Regions from separate parts of the Mus musculus genome. Here region 1 is linked to region 2. The links are chromatin loops, found by intact Hi-C in ENCODE. Cell type or tissue: left cerebral cortex. All regions are shown on one strand.

Evidence for each region. Peaks named below come from ENCODE experiments on the same cell type or tissue, not always from the same donor. Only the 100,000 strongest peaks of a DNase experiment are listed, where the experiment ranks them.
Region 1: a loop joins it to region 2, with 2.9 times the contacts of the local background. A loop is called at or near these places in 6 of 42 quality-filtered maps.

Annotation. Positions count from the first base shown.
Region 1 is chr2:53,720,392-53,728,391 of GRCm38, reverse strand. No RefSeq gene overlaps it. Among named protein-coding and RNA genes, the nearest start is that of Gm38481, 28 kb to the right of the region's middle. In left cerebral cortex, no CTCF peak of the experiment used is centred here; DNase peaks (open chromatin) are centred at 685, 2,580 and 3,547.
Region 2 is chr2:54,080,773-54,088,772 of GRCm38, reverse strand. Rprm (reprimo, TP53 dependent G2 arrest mediator candidate) reads left to right here and starts at 3,221. Exons shown (of 1, transcript NM_023396.5): 1 at 3,221-4,680. The coding sequence starts at 3,469. The coding sequence ends at 3,798. In left cerebral cortex, CTCF peaks have their summits at 2,246 and 3,121 (motif pointing right); DNase peaks (open chromatin) are centred at 6,368, 6,854, 6,957, 7,465 and 5 more places; H3K4me3 peaks cover 2,411 bases; H3K27ac peaks cover 1,664 bases.

The sequences.
Region 1 (8,000 bases), 360 kb after region 2:
GCAACCCCTGTGTCAGGGTCATTCAATCCTCAAAGGGGTCATGACCCACAGTTTGAGAATCACTGTTTTAAGTTGCTAAGAGAATAGATTTTTAATTATAGTGCTATTCACCTTACATACAAAGGATTTTTATTTGTTGATTATACTTCAATATACATAGAGAAAAAGAATTAAATTGTTTGATTAAAAAATAGCAAAGTAAGAATTATAAACCCAAGTCACCTGAGTTAAGATGATCTTAATTTTAAAACGGCAAACTTAACCTAGGGGTGGCAATGCACATTTTTTTATATCAGCACTTGGAAAGCATAGACATATGCTTTTGTGACCACTATGGTCTGTATAGCAAGTTCCAGTCCAGGCAGTGTTCCATAGTGAGACTCAGTCTCAAAACAGTAAAACCAAAAGATATCCCAGTTAGGTAAAATGTAGAAATTAACTCACAAAGTCCTACTTACACTGCTGCTACTGACCTTGCCATTTTCAGTCTTTTTTCTTCAATGATTAGGAAGCAGAATCTCAGGCCCAGCAAAGGCCTTTTGTTAAGGCTGGCATGGTCCTTCTTCTAATTTCCTTCCTTGGACTCTATTCTAATCTCTAAAGGTCTTTCCAGACAGTATCCCTGGGTATAGCAATCTCTAGATTGGCCTTCGCTGGGTCCCATTTCTAGTAGACACAGAAGCAAAATAGTATGTGAAGCAATCAGTCAAGGACAGTTACACAAGGGAATTCATCTACCCCTTAAAAAAAAAAAAACTGCACAGCAATTTGCTTCTTGTGAGCTTGGCAGAATTGCTTCTTCCAGGGGGAAACACTAGAACTAGATTTGTGCTCTAACTAACAAGAAGAAAAGCTTCTGTTGCTCTTGTTTCCTCTTTAACTGACTTCAGGCACAGAGAGAAAAGAAAAGCACAGTTAATGCCAAGCTGGCTTACAAAATATCTGCTTTTTCCTGTCATTCTACAAGCTGAGGAAATCTGGTGCTCATTCCTAAATTCAAGGGAAAGAAGTAAGGTCGTTCTCCTGGAATGGTGTGGTATATTTTTAATGCCAAACTGAAGTAAAATTGGCCCCCAAAGAAGGAGAGTGAGCAAACCCCCATAGTTCCAGAAGTTGGTTTACTGCAGGACATAGGTATCTGTGGAACATCACAGTCCCCAGAATTTTACCAGTTGGAAGAGATCTATCACTACTCTGTCATTGTTTCTGGGATCTCAACGCAGACTGCTTGTATTCTTTACTTCAGTATCCCACAAGGTGTTCCGGTTTTTATTTCTTTGCTCTGGCCAAAAGCAACATATTGCTCTGATGTATAGGAACATATGTGGCTTATAATTCAAAAGTTCAGGCCATCATTTTTGGAATGTCAAAGCAGTTAGTCCCTCTGTATCCAAGGTCAAGAACAAAAGAAGAATAAATGTATCCTTGCTTTCTCTCAAGTAGCTTGTTCTCTCTTATACTGTTCAGGGCTGCCTGCCTAGAAAAAAATGGTGCCTCCCAATTGGCCTGGGTTTTTCAATAGCAATTAACAACACAGACAGTCGCCCACACCAAAATTAACTAGAGTCAAGTCTACATAGTTCAGTGGACTTATATACAACAAGAATTTGTACTCAAAATGTTGTAAAGCATCCTGGATATCAAATATGTTCTCACCACCACCCAGCAAACATACACACATTCTACACATGACAATTAGAACTAAAATACAATTAGCTTTGTATTCTCTTTCATATCTTGTGTGATCTTTTATTTATTTACAAGTATTTTAGTAAATTTTAATTTTTAAAAAGCTAACCTCCCAGAGAATTGATCCCAGTCTAATTTGACCTAGACAACTATTGCAGGTGCCAACAAGAGCTTGCTGACAGGAGCCTGATATAGCTGTCTCCTGAGAGGCTCTACCAGTGCCTGACAAATACAGAAGTAGATGCTCACAGTCATCCATTGAACGGAGCACAGTGTCCCTAACAAAGGAGCTAGAGGAAGGACCCAAAGAGCTGAAGGGGTTTGCAGCCCCATAGGAGGAACATCAATATGAACTAACAAGTACCCCCAGAGATCCATGGGACTAAACCACCAATCAAAGAAAACATATGGTGGGGCTGATGGCTCTAGCTGTAAATGTAGCAGAGGATGGCCTAGTTGGTCATCAATGGGAGTAGAGGCCCTAGGTTCTATAAGGTTCTATGCCCCAGTATAGGGGAATGTCAGGGCTAGGAATGGGAATGGGTGGGTTGGGGAGAAGGGGAATGGGGACGGGATAGGGGATTTTTGAAGGGGAGACTAGGAAAGGGGATAACATTTGAAATGTAAATAAAGAAGATATCTAAAAAATTTTTAAAAGAAAAAAAAACTCCCTTTTTAAAATGCGATTCTGGGTTGTGTCAGGTTGACAGTTAAAACTAACCAGCACAAAAGCCTATCAAGGAGTGTTCTCACCTGAGCTTCCGGTCCTATGGAAGCTAGTATGGCTGGTGGAACAATTCAACTCCTGGTATCTTATGTCCTTAACACCCCAGGAATCTTGAGTCTCTTGCCATGTGGACCTTCCCACATAGACAGCCCACAGTGTTCAGTGTGCTTTTGAAAATCTATCAAGAGAATCTCTGAGGCAAACCTGCTAAGAAGGCACCCTTCTGAAAGATAAAATAAGAATGGAAATGACACCTTTTCACCTTAGCTGTTGTCCATAGATTAGAAGCAACGCCATAATTCCAACCACACTGATGCTACCTAGGAGTCTGTCTGGCATATGTGATATTTCAGGAAATTAGTTGAGAATCTTTAGGCTTCTAGGTATTAGAATTAGAAAGAAGTTCTCATCCTGTGGGTCTGGACCTGTTTGGTGGTCAAGTGACCCCTTCACCGAGGTCAGATATCAGATAGCATGTGCATCACATATTTACATTATGATTCATAGCAATAGTCGAATGACAGTTATGAGATAGCAATAAATTTTATGGTTTGGGGTCACCACAACATGAGGAACACATTAAAGAGTCACAGCATTAGGGAAGTTGAGAACCACTAGATTAGAGCATGGCATTTATATATTCTCTAAAATTATAGCCAGGAGTATTCCAATTTTAGATTACTGTGTTAAAACATTGGGAATTTGGTATTACTTTAACTTTAATCTCCTTGTATTTCATTTTCTCTGAGGCCACTTGGTAGGAAAACAGTTGAAGAATATGCTTGGCCAACCCTGATATGTAGCCCAATGGTAGAAAGCCTACTTACAATGTGTAACATTCTGAATTTTATTCCCAGGCTTACCTTACCCCAGCAAGGGGGAAAAATGGCCACAGGTTTGACAAAAACATCTTTTATTTTCTACTTTTGTTTGTCTCTGCTTCCTGCCTTGAATAGGACTGGATTTCTTTGAACCAAACCTAAATATATTCACATTGCAAAAGTCTCTTCTTCTCATGGTCTTGTGAACTCTCATTTAGCATTTCCACATTAGTCACAGAGAATGTGAGTCACCAGAATAGCTAATAAATACAACCTATGCAAAGCAGCTCACATTTCTATCAAAGTAAAAGAGAATGCCAGGCTCCGGGTTTCTACAATTAGTGCATATTATGTGTTTGTAAGCCCAGCATCTCAAATGAAAGTGGTTGCCAGAGAAAAGACTGAATGAAAATGTTTGCTTACCAAGAAGATAATTCTAAATTTTAATTATGACCAATTTGCTTCTTCATAAGACTAAAATAATTCTTCAAGAGACTTTTAAACATGCTGGCAAAAATAAATTTGGTTGTTAGTAACAGTTTATTGGTATAGCTATTTCAAGGAGTGTTTCGACTTAAGAAGCAAGAGAATAAATGAGTTTTAAAGGAGAAAAATATTTACCAAGCAAAGACTATCCCACTGCCATACTTATCAGGTAAGTGTAAGAGGAAACGTATTATGTTTTCTTCCCTTCAATAATGAAAATATAAAAGAATTCTCAGCTTTCAACAGTGTCTTATAATGAAATAAAACAGCATTTACATTAAATTTACTAAGTACTATTGGCAATATCCATGACAATATAAATCCTTCTACCAAAGGCTATATGTTATTACTGTCCTTAAAGGCTGCTTAGTAATCCTAATGTAGAGACAAAAGGAATTATTCTGGGCTCACAAGCAGATCAGCAGGTATCCATGATCCCTCATCACTGAGCACATACTCAAAACATCTTTGCCACTCATATATGTCACAGATCAAAGGGTTTGAAAGAGCTACATTCGTGACACTGTAGAGAAACAAGCACTCTCCTACTCTAAGTGTTGAAATTGAGGACAATATTACCAGGCAACTTGGTAATGTTCATCACAACATTAAGATATAAAAATAAGGAGCCATTAAAAATAAGTGTAAAATTCTGTTATACAAAATAACTAAGTTCTGGGGACTAGTGGATAATGCAGAGGACCTGTAGTAGATAATCCAGTACTGGGCATTTTGAAATACATTAAGAGCATCAATCTCATGTTGCTGTTCTTAGCAAACATCCCACAGAAGAACATGGGAAAATTTGGGGTGACAATAGATCTCCATAGAGCTTTGTCATGGTGGTTGATAGGCACACACTTGCCCAAATATGTACATTCACTGTGTACAAGTCCTTCTTACACGCGTTCGCGACCGGCCAGGAAAGACGCAACAAACCGGAATCTTCTGCGGCAAAACCTTTATTGCTTACATCTTCAGGAGCAAGAGAGAGAATGGCGAAACCCAGTCCCTTTTTAAGGAGAATTATCCTCCGCCTAGGACGTGTCACTCCCTGATTGGCTGCAGCCCATTGGCTGAGTTGTCGTCACGGGGAAGGAAGAGCACATGGAGTGGAGAACTACTCTTGGCACATGCGCAGATTATTTGTTTACCACTTAGAACACAGGATGTCAGCACCATCTTGTAACCGCAAATGTGAGGGCGGCTCCCCACAAGTCCTCATATGTCAAATTCATGTCAGTAGAGCTAATTTAATTAAAATATCAATCAACACAGACCTGACATTTCTGGGCATATGTGTACTTGTAATAATGTGCAAAATTACACAGAAACAGTAATGCTTATTATATTTGTATATTACTTTTTATAACACAAGATGGAAAAGGCAATACACAGCTGTGTGTATCCAATGCTCCCACCTGCATAAACTGGTACTCATGTGTGTTTATGGATATTCTCCTCTCTGGAAGGAAAAACAAGAACTTTTGATCACTGTTGTCTCTAGAAAGGGAAGTAGAAACAGAGACACACATGTGACTTTTTCAACATGACAATCTCAGGTCCTAGCTGCAATTTTTATCATCTCATTTTTTAATGGGAAAATAGAAGTAAATATAAACAAAATACAAATAAAATGTGTATGTACTATAAGTAAAATAAATACAACTTTGAAAAAGTAGTAAATGCAAATAAAAATTAAGCTGATTTTGTCTGAACCCATCAGATACTCTGAAAGTCATATTCTAATTATAATTATGGAATTGCTTTGGCTTCTCAGCCTGACTGCACTTCAAGTAATGTCTTTAAGTGACAAAGTAAATGGTGGGACAGTTGCTACTCAGAATGTTAATCCCTTTCCCTGGCATTTCTAGCAGTTATGATGCTTTGGGAGCTTCTTTCAGTCTACAGCATCCTCAAGAAAACCAGCTGCCAGGCTCAGGGTCGACCTCTAGGTGAAAACACTGTGCTTCTCAGGTTAAAAGAAGGTAGAATTGAACACAAGGAGGGCATCACATTGCTGTTGGCACTCAGAAGTCGTTTAACAGGAACGAGCTCAAACTATAATTAGAGACACATCCTCCTCTGGAATCTAGCCCTGTAAATGGAGTTCCCACCCCTCATCAAGGAAGCTTCTCTTTGAAACTAATAGAAAGAATTACAGAAAGTCATAGCAAATCAAAGTAAAGAGTTGTAGAATCTGGTCCCAGTTGATACATCTATAACACAGCTCTTTCACCTAATGTTCAGGGATCATTGCAGAAGAGGAGATGTAAACATTGCAAGAGCCAGAGGAAAAGGGAGTTTGCTGTAAGATTGTGTCTCCTAGAAATGTTAGAAGCTACTGTACAAAGTCTCACCAATGTGACTGCCTAAAGATGATCTGAATAAGGAAGACAGCAACAGATATACTAACATGGAAGAGGGAAAGCTCCTGAAAGCTCAACCTGACAAAGAACTATAGACAACAAAGGACTGCTGGAAGTGGGAAAAATATCCTTCCCAAGGAAGAGCACAGCAACTGGTTACCTAATACCAAATAGCCAGCCCTGCAAGCATATATATTCAATTCACATTATATAGATGGAGCAGATTCTATTTATATGCTTAGTAGTACATAGGATCTCAGTCCATATAACTAAAGAAAAAGGAACCATGAGCTTCAAGGAGAGTAGGATTTGGAGAAATACAAGGGGAGGGAAAATAATATGATTATATTATATTCTCAAGAGATTAAGAACACATGATTGGAGTAGCTACCCTGCTTCTCTATATACAAGCCCAGGAACTGCAAACCAGGACTCCCAGGACTCAAATGTCAAGAATGAGCCAAAACCCATCCCCAATTGCCACACACACCCTCCTAGTTAGGTCTACTCATCTAGTGGAAAATCGATTGAGACTACCCCTTGGTGGTAGTTACAAAATATATTTCTCCTAAATCATGTAGGCCTTGAACAAACAAAATGTTTATTATGAAGACAGTTAAATTTCCCAGGGGTTACAAGTAGTCCATTTTGCCTCTTGGCTAAGCATTGGTCTCAGAATGGCAGCACAAAGGAGGCTCACATAGAAAAGACAATAATTGTATAAGAGTTTATATTTTTGATGAAACTGTCCCTGCAGGCAAATATGTTTTTGCCGCATTCCCATTTAAAGGCTAAAATATTATGCTACTCAGTGCTACCTGGCCCAATAGGTCAGCTGCCATTGATTTTATGGATTGACGTCATCTCGGCATACTCAGAGTCACCAAAAGCACAGAGGATTGCTTTGTTTTCTAAACCCTATAAGTCTTTAGGAAGAATTTGAAACTCATGGTGAAAATGGGTTGACTCAAGTTCTGACATTCTCATTAGACACGCCAGTTTTCTGAATTTGGTGGGCAAGCATGGTGACTGAGGCTACAGGTAGGATATAATTTTAAAATTCTTGGCAGAAAAGATAGCTTGGTGGGCAAAAGTGCCTGCTGTGCATGAGTAAAAACCTGAATATGAATCCCAGGACCCAAGGTAAAAAGGGGGGAAGAGCTGTGTAAGCTTATAATCTCAGCACAACAGGTAGATTCTACCTTCAGATTCAACAAATCACCACCAATCAGTTTTAGACTCTGTCCAACCAATCATCAGCTCATGAAGATGGAAAATCACCCTTTCCTATAACTCCTTCCATCTTCGTAGATAGTTAAGCGTCACAAAATGACTCTACCTAGGAATTGAAATAAAAGATAAAATTAATTGATGCAAAGAATCGAAGTCTCCAACCATTCTAGGCAAAAGTGGGAACTGACAAGTCTTATTAGGATTTATAACTCCTGTAACATCTGAGCCCAGTCCTCTCTAACCTTATTGGCTCATTTCCTCCCTTTTGTTTTGCTACAGCCTCTTGCTATACTGCTGCCCTTACACAGCAGGTAAATATTTTAAAATGACCCATGATAAAAGAGGGAGAGAGAGAGAGAGAGAGAGACAGAGAGAGAGGGAGAGACAGAGACAGAGAGAGAGACAGAGAGAGAGAGAGACAGAGACAGAGACAGAGACAGAGACAGAGACAAAGAGAGAGAGAGATTATGTCGGACATCTCCATTTGTTTTCTCTTTTTGAAAAACTGTTTTTTCCAATAGTCTTAACTGATGATTATGCTCTTTTTTTTAAGTCTGACTCCAATATCACTACAATATCACTGTCTTATTTATTATATACTCCCTTGCCTGAGCATAATTTTTATCTACTTTTCACATTGCTGTATCTTATACACCTTAAATGATACATATTTAG
Region 2 (8,000 bases):
AAGTGGTAGAACGCTTTAATTTGGGCCTGGCTTACAGGTTCAGAGGTTCATTCTAGTATCATCAAGGTGGGATCATGGCAGCATTCAGACAGACGTGGTGCAGAAGGAGCTGAGAGTTCTACATCATCATCATCTAAAGGCTCATAGAAGAAGACTAGCTTCCAGTCAGCTAGAATGAGGGTATTAAAGCCCATCCCCACAGTGACACACCTACTCCAAGAAGGCCACACCTCCTAATAGTACCGCTCCCTGGGCCAAGCATATACAAACCATCACAGTATCGCTATTGATATAAATAAATAAAGAAGTGAAAGTATGGGAAAAGTGTTCATTCTGCGAGGGGATTTGAGGGTCAGTCTAAAGCTTAGGTGTTTACCTTTCATCGTGTGTTTTGGTGGCTGGGGGACTTTGACTGCTTCATTTTGGCTTCTTGGTTTTTAGACATTGAGTCTGTTACTATGAATGACTCCCGTGTATGGGCTCTTCTCTTGTATCTTACTTAGACTGTGGAAAACAGTGTAATTTATTTAAGAAAAATGCTTGCCCCAAGGCAATAAACATCCTTTTAGTGTCTGATACACTGTTTAAATGTCTACTGCATATTTTCATAATGCACAAAGCATCAAGGAAAAATGATTTGGGTACTGAGAGTGTCTGGTCTTCCCTCAAGGCTATCCAAAGTACAGACTATAACTGCCATCAACACTGGCCTAGTATGTCCTGGGAGAATTTGTTGCATGCTACTGATGTACATTTCAGAAAGAGTTAGCAAGTGATTCTGTCCTTGCACACTATTTGAAATATTAATCATTTAGCTCTCAAATACACACACTTACATCACCAAAGCTGAAGTAGTAATAGATATATACAAATGAGTTATTCTAGGTATCAAAACCTTTCCATTAAGGTGAATTATTGCTGCACAATGATGGCACACACCTTTAATCCCAGCAGTAGAAAGGCAGAGGTAGGTGGAACTCCGTGAGTTCGAGGCTGGCCTGGTCTATAGATAGAGTTCCAGGACACGCAGAGCTACATGAGAAACTTTGCCTTGGGGGGAAAAAAGTGAAGCACCAGTCCATCTCGCAGCCAAATCATCATTTATTTCCCTGGAAATCAAGTTCTGTTATATGGGCATTTCCTAAACATTGCTATGCTACAGCCCCTAATACTTTCCACCAAACAGGTAAAGGGATGGGCTTTACTCTGCGGGGAAACTCTACACCGAAAATAGGAAAAAGAAACAAAAACATGACTCTAGGGATTGTTGTTTTTCTTCTTCTTTGGGGGGGAGGGGGCTGTTTTGTTTTGTTTGATAGAAAGAAAGAAAATTTCTAGTTAGCCCAGACTTCTTTAGTGCTAATAGGAAGTGACAGAGCAAGCTTTGTGCTAACTGGATTTGTAGTTCATTTCTATTTAACTACTCAATTTTACTGAACAAAATCCTAGGGCTGGGGAATCAAAGGAACAACACCATGGACCTGGGCTGTCTTATGAGGAGAGGCTTTGCCTTCTATGTCCGGGGTTTGTGTCAGTTACAGCTGAAAGAAAGAAAAGAAAATCTGTGCTCCCCAACTTCTTCTGATGATATTTTCTCAAATATGAGGTCTGGCTTTATGATCCATTAATAATAGATTTGACATATATATGAATTATATATAGAATTTATATATAGTATATGATTTTATATGTTGTATACAATATACTATACATATAAATGTATACATATATACATATACATATATACATATGTATATATATGTAAACTAGAGCAACTAAGCCACGGAAAGTATGGCTAAGTCCTGGGAGCCTGGTTCTTTGCTGTTCACACCTCTCTATTCTCAGTAATAAAAGAATCTAGACAGCTAGAAGAAACTGAAACTTCAAAAAAAAAAAAAAACTTGCCTAAAAGGCTCTCCTTTGTGCTTGAGGGATGGCAGCACGTTACAAGGATGCCAATAATGCCAGTACATTCAGAGGATCTGAATGTGGAATGAGTGATTCTTACAGAGGGAATTTAACAAGCAAGCATGGTGTAATTAGAAGGCTCTGTGCATGCCTATCATCACCAAAGTCAGGATTCTAAGGCTTTGATTGACCGATTCAAGGGACAGGAGAAAAGGGAAGGAGAAGAGAGGATCCTGTATCTTCTGGAGTCTAAAACAAAGTAGAAGTGGCCTGTGTGTAAGGCTCCTCTGGTAGCACTTATACCCAACAGCCACTATGGACTGAGTGTCTGCAGCTCCCCGAAATGCCTGCAGATTGCCTTGTGGTGAGGAAGGCAGGGTGGGTGGGAGCAACAGCTTCTGGAGGGAGGCGCCCAGCTGCTGGCCGACATTCTAGCTGATGGATGTAGATGAGCAATTCCCTTAAACCACTGATTTTCTGCCAAGGACAGAAAACACTGGAAGCTCATCCAAAAACTCCTCCGCAATTAAAGTGGCAATGAAGTGGTTGGTCACTCTGCCCACCTCCCTTAACAGAGAGGTGACCCTGTTCTTGGTAACCACCTCCACACACAAACCACAAAGAGAGCAAGCACCTCCTTAGACCTGCGCCTTGCCTGGGCCTCACAGCTCACTACAAACCCCGCTTTACTACACACGTAAGAGCTTTCCAAGTAGGGTGCGGACGTAGCTCTTTTATGATTTCTAAGGTTTTCCTCCATTCTCCCTTCCTTAAAACAACAATAACATCAGCAACACCCCCTACTTAAAAAAAAAAAAAAACGGGGGTGGGGGTGGGGAGAGAAGAAATTCCCAGTCTTCCCACCTGCCTTGTCTTCCAATACTCCACCAGAAAGCTTACAAGAACAGGCAGCAGCCAAACACAGGCAGCAGGCCAGTACCTTGACCAGCGCCATCTGGTACCTGTCCACCTTACATCTGCTCAGAGGTGATAGGGTGGCTTCGAAGGACACACTTAAGAGAGGGTGTGATCCGGGTCCTCTGCAACTTTCAGCCTTTCTCTCCAAGTTCTTTACTTGCTCTTCAGATCAGGAGTGCATAGTGAACCCTGCCTAGCCCTTGGAAATGCAGAAGGCACAAAGCCTGCTGCTAGGTTAGCTCCTATCTTAGCCGCCCCTCTAAGCCGAGCGGGCGCAGCAAGGCTCTATCACCAGCAGGGGCCGCTGTTCGCTTGGAGCAGGAGCCGGGCCACCGCCAAGGCCCGCGCCTCCCACGGCCCCTCCGGCCCAACCCGCCAAGTTCCAAGAGCTCCCAGTCGTGCGAGCGCCGGGAACGAGCACTGCCTGGGCAGAACACAGCGCACAGGAGCCAGCTTGCGGCGCGCCCTGAAGAGGTTCTTGAGACACTTACGGACCTGGGACTTTGAAAGGGAGACTGAGGAGCCCTGCGCGCACAAGTGATCAAGCCAGCGCTCCGCCGGGCACCTGTTCGTCCCGCGCTACAGCCACTCTGGTCCCCACCCCTCCGATCCTCGCCTTCCCGGCTCCCGCTTGCTCTCGTGATGAATTCAGTGCTGGGCAACCAGACCGACGTGGCTGGCCTGTTCCTGGTCAACAGTAGCGAGGCGCTGGAGCGCGCGGTGCGCTGCTGCACCCAGGCGTCGGTGGTGACCGACGATGGCTTCGCCGAGGGAGGCCCCGACGAGCGCAGCCTGTACATCATGCGTGTGGTGCAGATCGCAGTCATGTGTGTGCTCTCGCTCACTGTGGTTTTTGGCATCTTCTTCCTTGGCTGCAACCTGCTCATCAAGTCCGAAGGCATGATCAACTTCCTAGTGAAGGACCGGAGGCCGTCTAAAGAGGTGGAGGCAGTGGTCGTGGGACCCTACTGAGTGGCCCTCGGGTCCCCCTCGGCGGGTGCCTCCCTTCTGGCACCTCCAGTACTCCGCCAGCCGCGATGCACCCCTCACCATCACGGACCGAGCAACGCAAACCTGTCGGAGTCAGTTTTTTTCTCTTGACTTCTGCCTTTGGGGAAAAAGTGACCGATTTCTGATAGCTCTTCGAAAGGCCCCAAGCAAGACTGTACAGGAGGAGCGCCCAGACTTCGGGATACAGCAGCAGGTGGCAAAAGCAGGGCGCAGAACTTTGGGAGTGGCTGCTGGCGTGGGATACTGGGAGATGAACCAGGCGGCGAAGGCCCCTTTCCACCTGCAGGTGGGCTCAGCACTGGGGACAGCTTGAGAGGCCGAGCAAGGCGGGGTGTGGATGGGTGTGTATTCAGAGGCCCAGTGACCGGAAAAAGTGACTGTTTATTCGCCACGCTGCAGACCTAATTGGGAAGGAACATAGATGCGTGTGGGTTTTGCGACCTACTAAGAGAGTGAAACTTTGATCGATAGTAACCTGTGGTTTTAGGGGATTTGTGTTAGTTTGCTTGAATACAAATATTTGATAAGTCTTTTGTGTCCTAGTGGCCTGTTTGCCTGCCTGCGGGTTAGAGTTTTTTGTCATTCTGGGAGAACGGGTGGGGGGAGGGGAGTCTGAGACTGTGAATGGGGTAAGTGCTTTCTTTTAGTGCATTTCCAGCTGGGTCTTTATGGGAGGCTAGCGCTCCAGCTACGCCCGGGACAAAGATCCAGAGTAGAATTCTTAGCTCCTGTCTGCACGGTTTACGCCACAAAAGTGCTCTTGATATCCGTGACACCGTTTGACTCTTTTTCTTATTTAACATTTCCTTAATAAATGCAACATTTAAGTGTTTTGTTTCTGGCTTCCTGGTAGTCATTCTGTTCTCCTGGAGGAGGGGAAGGTCGGCTGCGCAGCTTCTGGGTCCCAGCCAGAAGGTTTCGCCTGGCCATAGCTGCGATTCTACTTCATAGATCCTTAGATCCATGGAGGGGAGGAGGGGCTGGACAGAGAGCCCAGGGATTTGTGACACACACGAAGCCCCAGGCATAAAAGCCATCTCGAAAACAGCGGCCTTTGTTTTCTCGCATATTTATGATTTAAAATTTCATTTCGTTTCGAATGTCAGGTAGGTTCTCGCGGGAAATTACACTTCCGTGCCAGGCTCCTCGGGGAACTCTAGGTTACCCCGCTAATGAAAGGAGGAGACAGCCAAGCCAGTCTTTAGGGAGAGCATCTTTTCCCCTACCCACGTCAGCAGGAAGGCAAGGGGATGTTGCCCCAGAAAAAGAAAAGTACAGATTCCCAGGAAAAGTAGTGGTCAAAGTTCTCAATACCAGCCAGGGTAAGCATTGTCTCCAAGTCAGAAGGGCTTAGTTGTTTTTGACGTATTATGGTTTCTAGAGAAAGGAAGATAAGCGAGCGTGAAGCAATGAGAAATGTTTGAGGTGATGAATTAATCATGGGTACATGTATTAAAGCATTATATTGTGTCCTGTTAACATATGCAGTCCATCAATTAAGTAAAAATAACACACACACACACACACACACACACACACACACACACACACACAGAGAGAGAGAGAGAGAGAGAGAGAGAGAGAGAGAGAGAGACTCCAAACATCTGTCTTCATCTTAAGTCAGCCATCCATTGGCCTGGGCCAAGCAGAGGGCTCAAAGGAGTTAGCTGCAGACTACTACAAACCAAACTAGAACACATGGCTGGCATGGCTATAGATTAGATGGGGGCCACACAGACACATTTAGGGCCCAGAAACTGAACAATGTTAAAAAGAAGGGCCTAGGAAACATCCTAAAGGTTCCAATAGTTTGAAGTTCAAACGAACAAAGGTTTGAGAGGTTTTTCTTCCTGTCTTATTTTCTACCAGGATACTGTAATAATAATAATAATTAAAAAATGCAAAGACTTCAGAATCTGCTATAGTACCAGGAAACAGAAATACAATGTCCCATTTGTACAGAAAGAAATGGTACAACTTACACTACATGGCCTGTACTTCAAAGGCTCCTGGGTTCCTCTCAGAGTCAACCTTGCTAGAAATTGTAGCCTAGGGTTTTCTGGGTTTTAATGTTAACAGTGTAAAAGATAAGTGAACTAAGTGAACACACATTTATACACACACACACACATAGACACACACACACACACACACACACACACACACACACACACAGAGAGAGAGAGAGAGAGAGAGAGAGAGAGAGAGAGAGAGAGAGGAGTTCGTTCTGTTTAGACTTTTTTTTTTACAGAGAAGGTTTGATTGTTTCTTTTCTTGTGTAGTGGGGTCAACAGTCAACAGGTAGGAAGGAGGACACGTTCCGTTTGTGAACACGTGGGAGAGGAAATGAGACAGACATCTTATTTTGTAGACAGTTTCTGTGGCACCAAGTGAATCTGCTGCCTCTGTGTTTCAGAGGAAAACAAAACGCTGAGATGAGTTTATCTTGTAACAAGGCAGGCATCTCACACTTAACTCCTGTGTGTTTGCAGCTGTAGCGCCCACTGAAGGTCTGTCTGTCCAGGGGATTCATGAGCTCACCACAGTACGCTCAGGGTTCTGGAGATAAGGACTTGCACTGAAAACACATCTGCCAGAGGCCCTATAAATCTTTCTTTATAGCCTGATGTGTGCAAAATGCATGCTCACAGCTAGCTCCGGGGAGTGGGCAGGAATTAACCCTTCAAGGCAATATATGAAATTCTTCACATGGAGCAGGTATTTCTTGAAAACAAAAGTCCTACAAATGGAGAAAATAGCCCTCGTATAATAGAAGGCATCCAAGATCACCTCTGCCTTCCTCTTCTTAATATTTCTTTACTCTTCTTACATATTCCCTATACCTCAGCAGGCCATACACTTTCATCTCTCCACCCGTATTTGTTCTTCGCTCTATGGGAACTGTGACTGTGAGATAAGACGGAACCTGTAAATGTTAGTGCTTAACTAGAGTGGCTATGGGAGCAGAGTGCTGGGATTTAAGATCAGTGCATTTCTTGGAAATGCGTCCTGAAATACAGAGCTCTGGAGACAGTTCCATGCCAACAACCCTTCTCTTCAGGTCACATCCATCTGTTACTTAGAGATGCCAAGTGGTTCTGGTTTTCATAGGTGAAGCTAGAAGCTTTTTACACACCCTCTTCCCTGGTGGCCACACAGCAACCGCTTTCCCAGGTCCACTCCACTCCTCCTACTCAGTCTTCGAATCTCTGTGCTTTTCATTCGAACAAACACATTAAATGAAACTTTTAGTCCTGCCCAGAGTTTATGGTGTGATTTTCTTTTCTTACCAAGAAGCTTTCAGAAAAATAGGTTTTGAACCATATTCTCCATTTCACCTAAGAAATCAATGTTAGCCTAAGGAGACTAGGAATTGAGAGGGTAAATACAGACAAGATTATATTCCGTCCCAGGCTTATATCTACAATGTGGTCAGAAATGATGGAGAGATAACGGGTAGGGGGCGTGATGCCACTCAGTTTTCTGTAAAGAGCTTCCTTGATCTGTTCAGCCCAAGGGGGACTTACCTGGTAAGTCCCAAAGCCTTTCTAGAACTACAGCAGGAGAGAGCAGGTTTCATGACATAGAGCTGGCAGGTGCACAGACTATCAGGCTAGACAGATAGTCACTGACACTTCTAAGCCTAATTTAGTCGTCTCCACAGAAGCAGCCTCTCCTAGCTGATGCATTTTATTTTTCTAGGGTCTGAAGATGGATCAAGGACTTAAGTGCTGGTTACCTTGAGGGAATTCAGAGCATAGGTGACCCTGCTGTGCTGGGGTTGAAGTCATGGTTGTTCTAGTGAATAATCCATGACTCCTGACGGCCAATCTACTTGGTTTCTCAGTGGCCCTGAGTCAATGTGTGCCTTCTTGTCTTATTCAAGGAAGGGTTAGAACTTTGGGCTCATGTTGGTTTCTCAGCTGCTGGGTGGCCTCAAGGAGGGTTGATTCTAGAGGGATATTGCAATTCTTTTGAATTAATTTGCTCAACATTTTCACGATGTTTTATAAATCTCAGATATGTGTGTTAAAGTACGTCTTGTTTTCTAGCTTGGTGCTTTCAGAACTTCTTTTCTCCCCTAAACCAAGTGCTTATCCACTTGAGGCATGATATTTTAAATAATCAAGGAAAAATTCAAACAGTTCAATAGAAGTACACAG